Linked DNA regions of Homo sapiens: region 1 is linked to region 2. Evidence: chromatin contacts called from ENCODE Hi-C or POLR2A ChIA-PET data. All regions are on one chromosome and are shown on one strand. Each heading gives the region's core, a stretch centred on a gene start or an enhancer-like site at or near the end of the contact. The rest is flanking DNA. Distances are from core to core; before and after follow the strand shown.

What was found. Hi-C counts contacts between places; a loop is a spot of excess contacts on that map. ChIA-PET counts read pairs that join two places held with the same protein, here RNA polymerase II (POLR2A). Pooled maps may share reads with other maps.
Region 1: a loop to region 2 is called in a map of heart right ventricle, with 2.7 times the contacts of the local background. The contact joins two enhancer-like sites. A Hi-C loop is called at or near these places in 21 of 168 maps with a recorded cell type or tissue (CD4-positive, alpha-beta T cell, Caco-2, Right ventricle myocardium inferior and 13 more) and 13 of 50 pooled maps. POLR2A ChIA-PET finds 5 or more read pairs at or near these places in 10 of 52 experiments (Caco-2, H1, HEK293 and 6 more).

What each region holds. Positions count from the first base shown.
Region 1 is chr15:70,163,133-70,168,599 of GRCh38, reverse strand. No RefSeq gene overlaps it. Among named protein-coding and RNA genes, the nearest start is that of TLE3, 68 kb to the right of the region's middle. Within about 2 kb of position 3,504, at least 16 of the 41 ENCODE cell types and tissues checked have a DNase peak (open chromatin) inside an H3K27ac peak, as active enhancers do; they include gastrocnemius medialis, heart left ventricle, heart right ventricle and 2 more, where a contact is called at or near this core.
Region 2 is chr15:70,108,854-70,113,960 of GRCh38, reverse strand. No RefSeq gene overlaps it. Among named protein-coding and RNA genes, the nearest start is that of TLE3, 13 kb to the right of the region's middle. RefSeq lists enhancers at 357-651, 1,604-2,113, 2,114-2,625, 3,138-3,649. Within about 2 kb of position 2,458, at least 19 of the 41 ENCODE cell types and tissues checked have a DNase peak (open chromatin) inside an H3K27ac peak, as active enhancers do; they include gastrocnemius medialis, heart left ventricle, heart right ventricle and 2 more, where a contact is called at or near this core.

The DNA of each region.
Region 1 (5,467 bases), core at 2,255-4,754, 54 kb before region 2:
GAATCTTAAAGAGTGACTTCCAGGAAGAGGTGTAGCATCTACTTGGGTATATGGTTCTGATTTTTTTTTTTTTAAGACAAAGTTTTGCTCTTGTTGCCCAGACGGGAGTGCAATGGCGTGGTCTCAGCTCATTGCAACCTCTGCCTCCCAGGTTCAAGAGATTCTCTTGCCTCAGCCTCCCAAGTAGCTGGGATTACAAGCGCCCACCACCACACCTAGCTAATTTTTGTATTTTTAGGAGAGACGAGGTTTCACTATGTTGGCCAGGCTGGTCTCGAACTCCTGACCTCAGGTGATCCACCCACCTCGGCCTCCCAAAGTGTTGGGATTACAGGCATAAGCCACCGTGCCTGGCCTGGTTCTGATTTTAAATGTTAACTCGGTGTAGTGATATTAACTTTCCATGCGTTTCCTTTTCTCAAACATGTTTCCATAGTGTTCAAGGTGAAGGAGCACTAGCATGTATGAGGAGCAATAAAATATATTGCACATAAGACATCCTGATAGCAATCCATTATATCAACCTATTTTACCTAAATAATAAAAGTATTCTGAAAAAATTGGTTAATAGTAAATGGCTACATGGTGTTGTGTAACAAGTGTATTTTACATGAAATATTTAACATTATGAGGTGTATCAGATTTTAAGTAAGTTCGCCTAAGTGGTATTCCTTAGGACCTGTTACAAGGAATGCTTTTCTTTTATTTTTTTTTTATAGAGGAAATAAAACCCATTCATCAATCAACATGAAACAAACAATATTCTATAAGGACCTACACTGTGGATCAACTACAAACATAGGTTCAGGAGTGCTTGTATCCCATTCATTCTCCTAAATAGGTTAAATATTCCCCCTGCCCTAGACAGTCACTTAGTGAACCCTTCTCTCCCTGGCTGCCATGTGCAAATAGCCACTTTCCAAATGAGCCTCATAGACTAGACTATCTCATGGCCCCACTTCAAAGCTTCAAAAACAAAAAGCATTAATTACACATACCCTCTCCTGTATAAACCCTCTTCTGATGATCAACTAAAATATATATTCCAGGGAGGAAAGTGCCTTGGAATAAAATGCCCAATACAGGGGCCGTACATTGTCCATTTTCTAGCCTGTGCTCTGGGCATTGGTTTGTTCTTTGAAATCTCACTACTTTGGAAAAGTGCTTTTCCAGAGTCAGACTCACTAGATTCAGATGCTAACTCTGTCTCTCACTAGCTGTGTGACCTTGGACAAGTTGCTTAACTTCTCTGTGCCTCATTTCCTTCATTTGTAAAATATGAAAAATGGGCTGAGTTGATCCGAACTCCAATTTCATGGGCACTGGTGGGTCTAGGGCAGGGGTCAATAAACTTTTTCTGGAAAAGGCCAGATTATAAATTTTTCCAGCACCGATGGCCAGAGTTTGCCTTGAAGAGCACTGAAAGATGAGGCTGGGGGCAGGAGGGCTGTGCCCAGTCTGTGCTGTGCCCCTATTGCTGGCTCCTGTTAGGCTTTGGAGCCTTCTCCCCAGAGCGGAGCCACACAGCCCAGCTCCCCACTCGTGTGCCCCGGCCATGACCTCTTCCCCTCCGGTGAATTATATTCTACAGCTAGAATTGCCCCTGAGATCAGCTAGCGCATGCCCTTGTTTTTTAAGTGAGGAAACTATGGCCCAGAGAAGAGTAGAGATTTCCCCAAGGCCTCCCAGCCCATGGCCTGCCAGTGTCCCTGCCTGTGGCGCTAGGGAAGCCCCACCCTGGCCCTCTGTGGAATGCAAACTACAGAACTGTGGGCCCAGGCAGGACCATGGCTGGCCCAAACAAGGCCATTGTGAGAATTATAAAAAAGACCCCTTCCTCTGGAGATGTAAACGCCACGAGTGCCCACGGCATGCCAGCAGATTGTAGGGATTCAGCCCCCTTTTGGCTCCACAATAGTGTGCAACCTGCACGGCCGTACATGGAGGCCCTGGGCCCATGCCTTGTAGCAGGGATCGTTGCTAACCTTGGCAAACCTGAGACCACAGACCCATCTGGAGATGTCGGGAAATACTCAGCTTCAGGCTCTCATTGCCAGATAGGAGTACACTCCCCATGTACCAGAAATCTAGATTTTCAAGTGAAATTTGCAGTTTGTAAATGTTGGCAAGGGATTCCATTTTCTATTGTTTTATTTAAAAAAAAAAAAAAAAACCCATGCTAGTGGATCCTGTGCAGAGCACAAGGGGCGAGTCTGTGGGCTGACAGACTTGCCATCTGACTTACTCCAAACCTCTTGCAATACAGATGTGAGATGACAGGGAAGTGACTTGTCCAAGGTGACACCTGGAACCAGTGACAGCCTGTCCTCCAGCCTTCCCTAGTGCCTGTGACCCACACAGCACCTCTGTTTCACAAGTCAGCATGAATTGCATACACACCTCCCGGCCTGGCCCAGTCCCCAGCTGATATTTTTACCAAATGTCACAGCAGTTTGCAGGAAGGCCCAGGGTCTGGCTTGAGCCAGTAAATTATGATCGCTTGCCAGAGAGCTGTAAACAGGATTCTGATTAATGAATTCCTTAATGGCTGGGCCTGAGTGCAGACCTTGTCTGAGTGTCACCCCAGGCAGATACACGAGGAGGAATTGGCTGGGCAGTGGGAAGATTTGTGTCATGTCTTTGCCTCGGAAAGGGTGCTCCAAACCTGCTGGCCCTGAGCGCCTGAGTAACTACTCCTCCCTCTCTCCTAATTGTGGGCCTGCCGCATCTGAGTTCACGCCAGCCCGTGTGTGCAGAAGACCAGGGAAAGAGATGATTGAGCCTCGAGTGAAAATAGAATTGGCTGGCCTCCACTGTGATCTCAAGAAACTTGAAAATGCCCTGTCTGAATCCAAACAAAGAGCCGAGAAGCCTTTTTCCCCATGCTGGTGCTTTAAGGACCCCCTGCCTGAGGCCTGAGCCAGAGCAGAAAGCCCTGGAATCTCTACCTTTCTTAGTTGGGAATTGGAAACTCAGGCCACAGGAGCCAGACACACACTTGTCCAGACTCCCCAGGGATCTGGGAAGAATGGAAACATGGGAAAGTCACTGACCAGGAAACATCCTGCTGTGTGACCATGAGGCCAATCTCCTGACCAGTCCGGACCTTGCGTCCTCTTCTGTGACATGAAAGGCCTGGAGCACGTTGTTCACCCAGCACCTAGTACAGCCACAGGGGTGAGGTCAGAGCTAAGACCAGAGCAGGAATGGCAAGCAAACTGCGTGTGTGCCCCCGCCCCGCGACTGCACCCAGGGCAAACATCACCGATCGATCCTGGCCCTCCTTCCCACTGAGCTGGGGCCAGACCTCACAGCTTTTCTCACTGCAGAACTCAGGGCAGCACCACCAATCAATCACAGCCAGCAAGGGTGAGAAAATCGATCTGCCATCCCCAGACTGGAAGATTTGTCTTTTGTGCTCAGTCTAAGAGTGGCAGCTTGTGTGGCAGAAAGAACACTGGACGGGGAGTCGGGAGACCTAGCTAATTGTCAGGCTCTGCTGTCAGCTGGCCAGGGCACCAGGCCTCTCTGAATTCCTCAAAGTCCTTTTCTGCCCTGAGGTCATGGACGAGTAAGAGCAGGGTCTATTAATATAATCACAATGGGCGCTTATGTCTCAGGTACTGGGCAAAGCACTTCATGCCCTTTTCTCACTTAGTCGTCATAAAACTTGACAAGGGGGATTAGGATTGTCCCCATTTTGCAGAGAAGGAGATTGAGGTTCAGACAGGTTAAGTGAAAAGCTCAAGTTTACAACTAGCAAGTGTCCAAACTGAGAGTTAAACCCAGGCATCTTGTGGCAAATTAAATATGTCCACAATGTCTTTGAGGTTCCTTCCATCAAGAGGTGGGATCTGTTTCCCTCGTCCAGTCAATCTGGACTCACCATGACTAACAGGATGTGATGGAAAGGTACCAGCAAGTTCAGCAGCCTGGGCCCCAAAGGCCTGACAGCTTCTGCTCTTGCCCTTGGGATGCTGCCCCAAGGCTGCTTGTCTATCTTATTGGAGGGTGAGAGGACACTTGGAGGAGAACTGAGGCACTCCAGCATCAAACATGTGCATCAAGCCACGGTGGATTCCCCAGTCCAGCAGCCCTTCCAGCCCACCCTCCTGCTGAATGCAGCTGAGCGAATGAGCCCAGCAGAAAGCAGCAGAGGCACTGCCCAGACAACCTATAGAATTGTGAAAAATAAACCACTTAGTTTTTAGACTTACTTGTTATACAGCAATAGCTAACTGATACACAGTCCCACTCCAGAGCCACATACTGAATATTATGTGTGTGCTTCACAAGAGGCAATACCATGTAGTGGGCAAGAGAGTGTGGTCTTTGGAGCCAGGCAGCCTGGGTTAAAAGTGACTAAAATAGTGGCTGGCACTATGCTCACTAATGTTCTCCCTAAAGAATGGAAATTTCCAGGCTTACTGGGAGTCAGTGTTATTTACCCAGTGAGGGCTCCTGGGACCACAGCAAAGGTCCTGGCCATCTGCTGCCTCTTATGTCTTCACCTCAGGGAGAGAGACAGAGAGAGAGAGCGCGCGAGTGCAAGAGCGCACCGGAAGCCCCCAGGAGCCCCAAAAGGAACATCTGGGTGACCAACTCCTTTGGAGTTAGATCATGTGCAGACTTGCATGGTAGTCCAAGCAGATAGATACTGTTGGTTCCATGTTTCCCAGATGGGGAATCCAAGACCCAGAAAAATAACTAGCCCTGAGCCAGCCTCCTAATTCTTGGTCCAGAGCTTGTCCCTTTGTCTTAGTGCTGATGTAGTAACAGGGATCCCACCTGTCTGAGCCCATTCCTCAGCCTCAAGAGCATGGCAGAAGCAGACTCTGGGATTTCAGTTATCCACAACCAGCCTTCCTTGGTGTGTGGGTGGGGAAGATGGGGGCAGGATCAGCCCCTCTAAGGTCTCCTGCAACCAGAAACCCATAGTAACGAGGGTGGGCCAGACCCCAGTAGGATAGTAGAGCCCCTAGCTCGTCATCAGAAGGGGCCCCTTTGCCATCTCTTGGGTGTGCATTTTTCTCTCTCCTGGGTCCCTAGCTCTTGGTCGCCCAGCACCCACTCTCCTTCAATCTCTGTGAGGATAAGCCTCTCTTTTTCCTTTTTCAGTGAGGCTAAGAACCAGGCAGGGGAAACAAAACCTAAGACTTGCTGAACCCTCAGTGTGGGCCTGGTACAATGTAAACACTCTGCTTTAATTGACACAACAATGCCACCAGGGATGCCTTGTCACAAATGAGAAAACCAGGGCTCCAAGAGGCTAGGTGACTTGCCCAAGAAGATACATTTAGTAGGTGTCAGGGCTGCGATTTGAATCCAGAGCCACAGCCATTTCTCCCACACTGCCTGTTATCTCCCAGAGGAAGCAGAGAACCTGGCATGAAAACTCCAGTGTGGAAACAGCCAGTGGAAACTGCATTAATGAAAGGAGAGATTGAGCCAGGCCTGACCTCCGGGG
Region 2 (5,107 bases), core at 1,209-3,708:
AGCGCAGACTACACGGAGGGGTGGAAGGGTGAAAACACAGAGGCATGTTAGGGGCTGCAAGAGTCTGCCAGCAGAGGCAATACTGTGGCTGGGACCTGCTGGTAGCAGCAGAGTGGGTGACAAGAGGTGGGACTGGGGATCTGGTTGGACAGTAGAGCCGTCATGATTCCCTGATGAGACTGGTGTCCACTTTAAAGGTCTAGGGGGGAAGCCCTTACCTAAGCCCTGTACTTGGGCAGCCCTGCGCATGGCCCATGGGAAATGGGAGATTCCAGACCTGCTTCTTTGCCAGGTAGGCTGCTGATGCTGGGGCCACCCAGAGACGGAAAGCACCTGGTACAACTCCCCTTCTCCGGAGTGCATGGGCCCCAATCCCAGTTCCTCTTGGCCTTACTGTCAATGGCACAATGATGGTAGCTTCCTATTGCACTCCCCAGAAGCTGACCTCCCAGTCACCCGGCCCCAGCATTCCAGTTAAAGAGGAAGCAGACAGGGCCGGAAGTCGAACTCGTGCCCCAGCATCCTCATACCCAGCCAGGAGCTGGGGCCTCAGGAGGGTTGGTGGGGAGAGCAGGGGAAGGGGTTCCTCTCAGCACGATTGAAATAATGTGTGTCTAGCCATTGAGCTAGGTGGTGTTTGCATGTAAGGTCAGAATGCCAGCCTCTCCTGGAAACAGCACTGGCCTTTGACTCGAAGATCTACGCAATCGAGTCCTGTTCTGCAGTTATTAGCTACCTGATGATGAGTACATCAGGAAACCATTCGGGTCTCTATTGCATCATCCTTAAAATGGGGACAATGGTGGCCATCAGATAAATGCAAATCAAAACCACAATGAGATATCATCTCACACCAGTTAGAATGGCAATCATTAAAAAGTCAGGAAACAACAGGTGCTGGAGAGGATGTGGAGAAATAGGAACACTTTTACACTGTTGGTGGGACTGTAAACTAGTTCAACCATTGTGGGAGTCAGTGTGGCGATTCCTCAGGGATCTAGAACTAGAAATACCATTTGACCCAGCCATCCCATTACTGGGTATATACCCAAAGGACTATAAATCATGCTGCTATAAAGACACATGCACACGTATGTTTATTGCGGCACTATTCACAGTTGCAAAGACTTGGAACCAACCCAAATGTCCAACAATGATAGACTGGATTAAGAAAATGGCACATATACACCATGGAATACTATGCAGCCATAAAAAATGATGAGTTCATGTCCTTTGTAGGGACATGGATGAAATTGGAAATCATCATTCTCAGTAAACTATCGCAAGAACAAAAAACCAAACACCGCATATTCTCACTCATAGGTGGGAATTGAACAATGAGAACACATGGACACAGGAAGGGGAACATCACACTCTGGGGACTGTTGTGGGGTGGGGAGGGAGGGGGAGGGAGAGCATTGGGAGATATACCTAATGCTAGATGACGAGTTAGTGGGTGCAGCGCACCAGCATGTCACATGTATACATATGTAACTAACCTGCACATTGTGCACATGTACCCTAAAACTTAAAGTATAATAATAAAAAATAATAATAAATAAATAAATAAATAAATGGGGACAATGGTGTCTATCCAAGAGAGCTGTAAGGGAGCAGAGATGTGAAACCACTTCACAAACTGGAAAATGCTGCACGAAGGTCAGATGAATGCTCACAGCCTGGGGGAGAGACCACATGTGCCCAGCTAAACGTGGAGCAGGACAGCCTGGGATGGGGGCGTCAGACACAAGTAAAGATACCATGCTAGCCTAGAGAGGGAGGTGACTCATTCTGACTAAGGGGGTACAGACAGCAAAGGTTTCACAGAAGAAAAAAGGATCTTGAAGAATGGATGGGTTCAAATAGAGAAGAAACGATATTCCAGGTAGAGGGAGCAGCATGGGCAAAGGTCTGAGGTGTGAAAGTGCACAGTATATGTCCGCAGGGAGCGATGGAATGATTCTGAGCAGGGGAATGGCAGAACCCAATTTGCTTAGAGGTCACCCTGGTTCCTAGGGAGGGATGGAGTGGAATTGCTAGGGCTGGCTGAGCAATACTGAGGCTTCAGCCAGCTGCACTCTCCAGAGGAGAGGGGAGCCCGCCCAGGTTCCCCCCGCAGTCTGGATCTGCGTGGGGGAAAGGCAGATGGAAGTGGAAAGCTAGTGAGGGTGGGAGCCTGAGCCAGGCTGAGCCAGCTGGCTGCCCCCTCCCCCTCCCCCCAAGCCTCCCTCTGCCCCAGCCCACCCCCAGCCCCTGGGAGCCTGAAGACCTGTTTGTTTTCCTTGTAAAGAGGGGAGCCCTGCCCTTTGTGAGATTTCTGCTTGGGAAGGAGCGAAATGTCTGCTTGTGCTGCTGCCTGGATTTCCAGCTATTGACAGAGACTCTGACAATGAAAGCAAAGGCCAAGAGAGGCAGAGACAAGGCGGCTGATTAAAATGTTCTTCCAGGGGGTAGTTCAGCCCTGCCCAGGGAAGGCTGGCTGGAAAACCCGTACTGGAGTCCTTTCCTCCAGAGCTGTAGGCCCAGTTCATGGTGGGGCTGTGAAAATAGTTGAGGAGTTTCTGCACCCCACCCCAATCCAGCTGATCCAGCTCCCAAATCCACTGCTGTTGTTCCACTCCTCCCTTAATAACCAGGGTCACTCATAGGACCAGAATTTGAGGCTCAGTGTTCTGTTTCTAAAATGAGGGCAATGATAGTGCCCATTTGGTGGGGTTTGTTATAGGTCAGGTTCTCCAAAGCACAGACTGAGATGGAGCAGAGTTGCCGATGAAAATATAGGACACCCAGTACAATTTGAATTTCAGATAAACAACGAGTGATTTTTTTTTTTTAGTATAAGTATGTCCCATGCAATATTTGGGACATAGTTATACTAAAAAAAAATTCATTGTTTAAAGGAAATTCAAATGTAACTGGGTGTCCTGTATTTTTATTTGCTAAATCTGGCGACCATAAAGTGGAGAATATTCCCATGCAGGGGACTCACTGGGGAGTGTTTCATTGCCAGCGCCTCACCTGGAGGCAGGATGGGGCATAGGGAAAAGTAGATAGGGCTTGATGAAGTCACAACAATGTCCCCGCGACCCCACGGGGAGCTCTGGATCTCGGTTGGCCCTTCAGAGCTGCCTCAAAAGGGCTGGGGCACGAGGCCTCCCGGGACCCTCACATCCTAGCATCATTTGAGGCTGGCTTTCCTGGGGAGGCAGCTGGCTGTCTTCTGCTGAAGTGGTCTCAGCTCAGTGTTTTCCTTTCCCAATACTCTCTGCAGCTGGGGCATGGGGCTTCAGTGCTGAGGGGGTTCTGCGTGCAGCAATCATGACCCTGTTGTTACACAGTTTGATGAGACAATTGTGTAAATGGCTTAGCTCAAGGCTGACACCTACAAGTCAGTCATTTTAGTATCCCCTGAATAAAGGCCAGGTCACTTAGCCTGGCTCTCAACCCATGAGCCATCCAGGGCCAAGTTATCTGCTCTTCTGATCTCCCTCAGCCCCTTTTGGGAGCCCTTTCCAAAATCATGTATGTTAGAGTACCATCTGGGAAGGGGTCCATGTCCCCCATGGGTTGATGACCCCACGTGTGGATCCTCTCTATACCTCAATTCTGCGGACCCCAACCAATAGTATTACAGAGATCTTCTGAAGATCCATTCTGAAGCCCAGCCCTATAGACACAGTCGTGGGGGCTTTGTTCTTGTTCAGTCTGTGTCTGGCCTCATTCTTGTCTGAGTTAGAAGTTACAAGTCTGCAGTTAATTAGGCTGGAGAGGAGCTTCTCATCATTGGCTAAAAGAGGAACCCTGTGTGCCAACTGTGGAGGGCAGCCTGGTTCTGGCTCCCATTCTCTCTGGGTTTGGCCTCCATAGAGAGGGAGGCTGCAGGCAGGTGGGCTGGGGCTGCCTGCATGTTTGGCCCTTGCTGGCTTTGGAGGAGTGTCTCCCTACCTCTCACCCCCTACACACACATTCAGGTCTACTGAAAACCCACCCACCTCTGCATTCTCCTTTTTCGAGGACTCCAGGAACCCTTTGATGAACATTGACTTCTAACATTGAGGCCTCTGGCTCCCCAGCTTCCCATCTTTCTGTGTCTCCCATTAATGTGAGACATATTTAAATTCTGGGAGCAGAGAATCTGGCTCTAGGTAGAAAAGCGTCCAAGCTTGGATTTAGATAAAGAGGCTGAGGAGTCTGAACACATTGAGACCAAGCGGTTGATGTGTCCTCATTCATTCAGAATCACTCACAGTCATTGAAGGCTTGCTGCCAGCTGCGTTATCTTGCTTAATTCTCACAACAACCCTGTGAGCAAGGCTCTAGCATTATCCCAATTTTACAGATGAGGAAACTGAGGCTTAGCAAAAACAAGTGTCTTGCCTAAGGTCCTAAAGCAAAAAAGCTAGGGTGTCAGGATTCCAACTTGTATATCTGCAAGTAGCACTTAAGCTCTGAGTAGCAGGCTGTGCCTAGGTTGCGTGGAGTCACCTGTTCATGTATATGCTTAATGGCCTTGTGTCATCATTACATTCAATATCACTACTCTAATAAAACAGATAAACATCAAGGAAACATAAATGACCCCAAAAAGCCTCAGTCAGGCAGAGATTGGCACAGTAGGGAGGTCTGCTGGAAGAAGCAGGAGTGTATCAGTCAGAGGCCAGGTGCTGGGAACAAGAATCACCCCAGCTATTGAAACAGACATTTAATAGAAGCAATTAGTATCTTAAGCTAGAGGAGAGGCCTGGGGGCTTGGCCTGCAGGAACTAGAATTCCACAGAACTCACCTGCCAGAGTCGCTGCCTCCTTTTATTTATTTTTTTAAATCCTAGTAAAAAACACATAATATAAAATTTATCATCTTAATCATTTTTAAGTATAGAACTCAATAGTAACTATATTCCTGTTGTTGTGCAACAGATTTTTGGACTTTTCATCTTGCAAAACCTAAACTCTCTGCTAATTGAACAATAACGCCCCATACCTCTCTCCCACCCGCCCCTGACAACCATCATTCTAATTTCTGTTTCTATGAGTTTGATTACTTTAGATTCCTCAAATAAGTGAAATTATACAGTATTTGTCTTTTTGTGGCTTTCTTATTTCACTT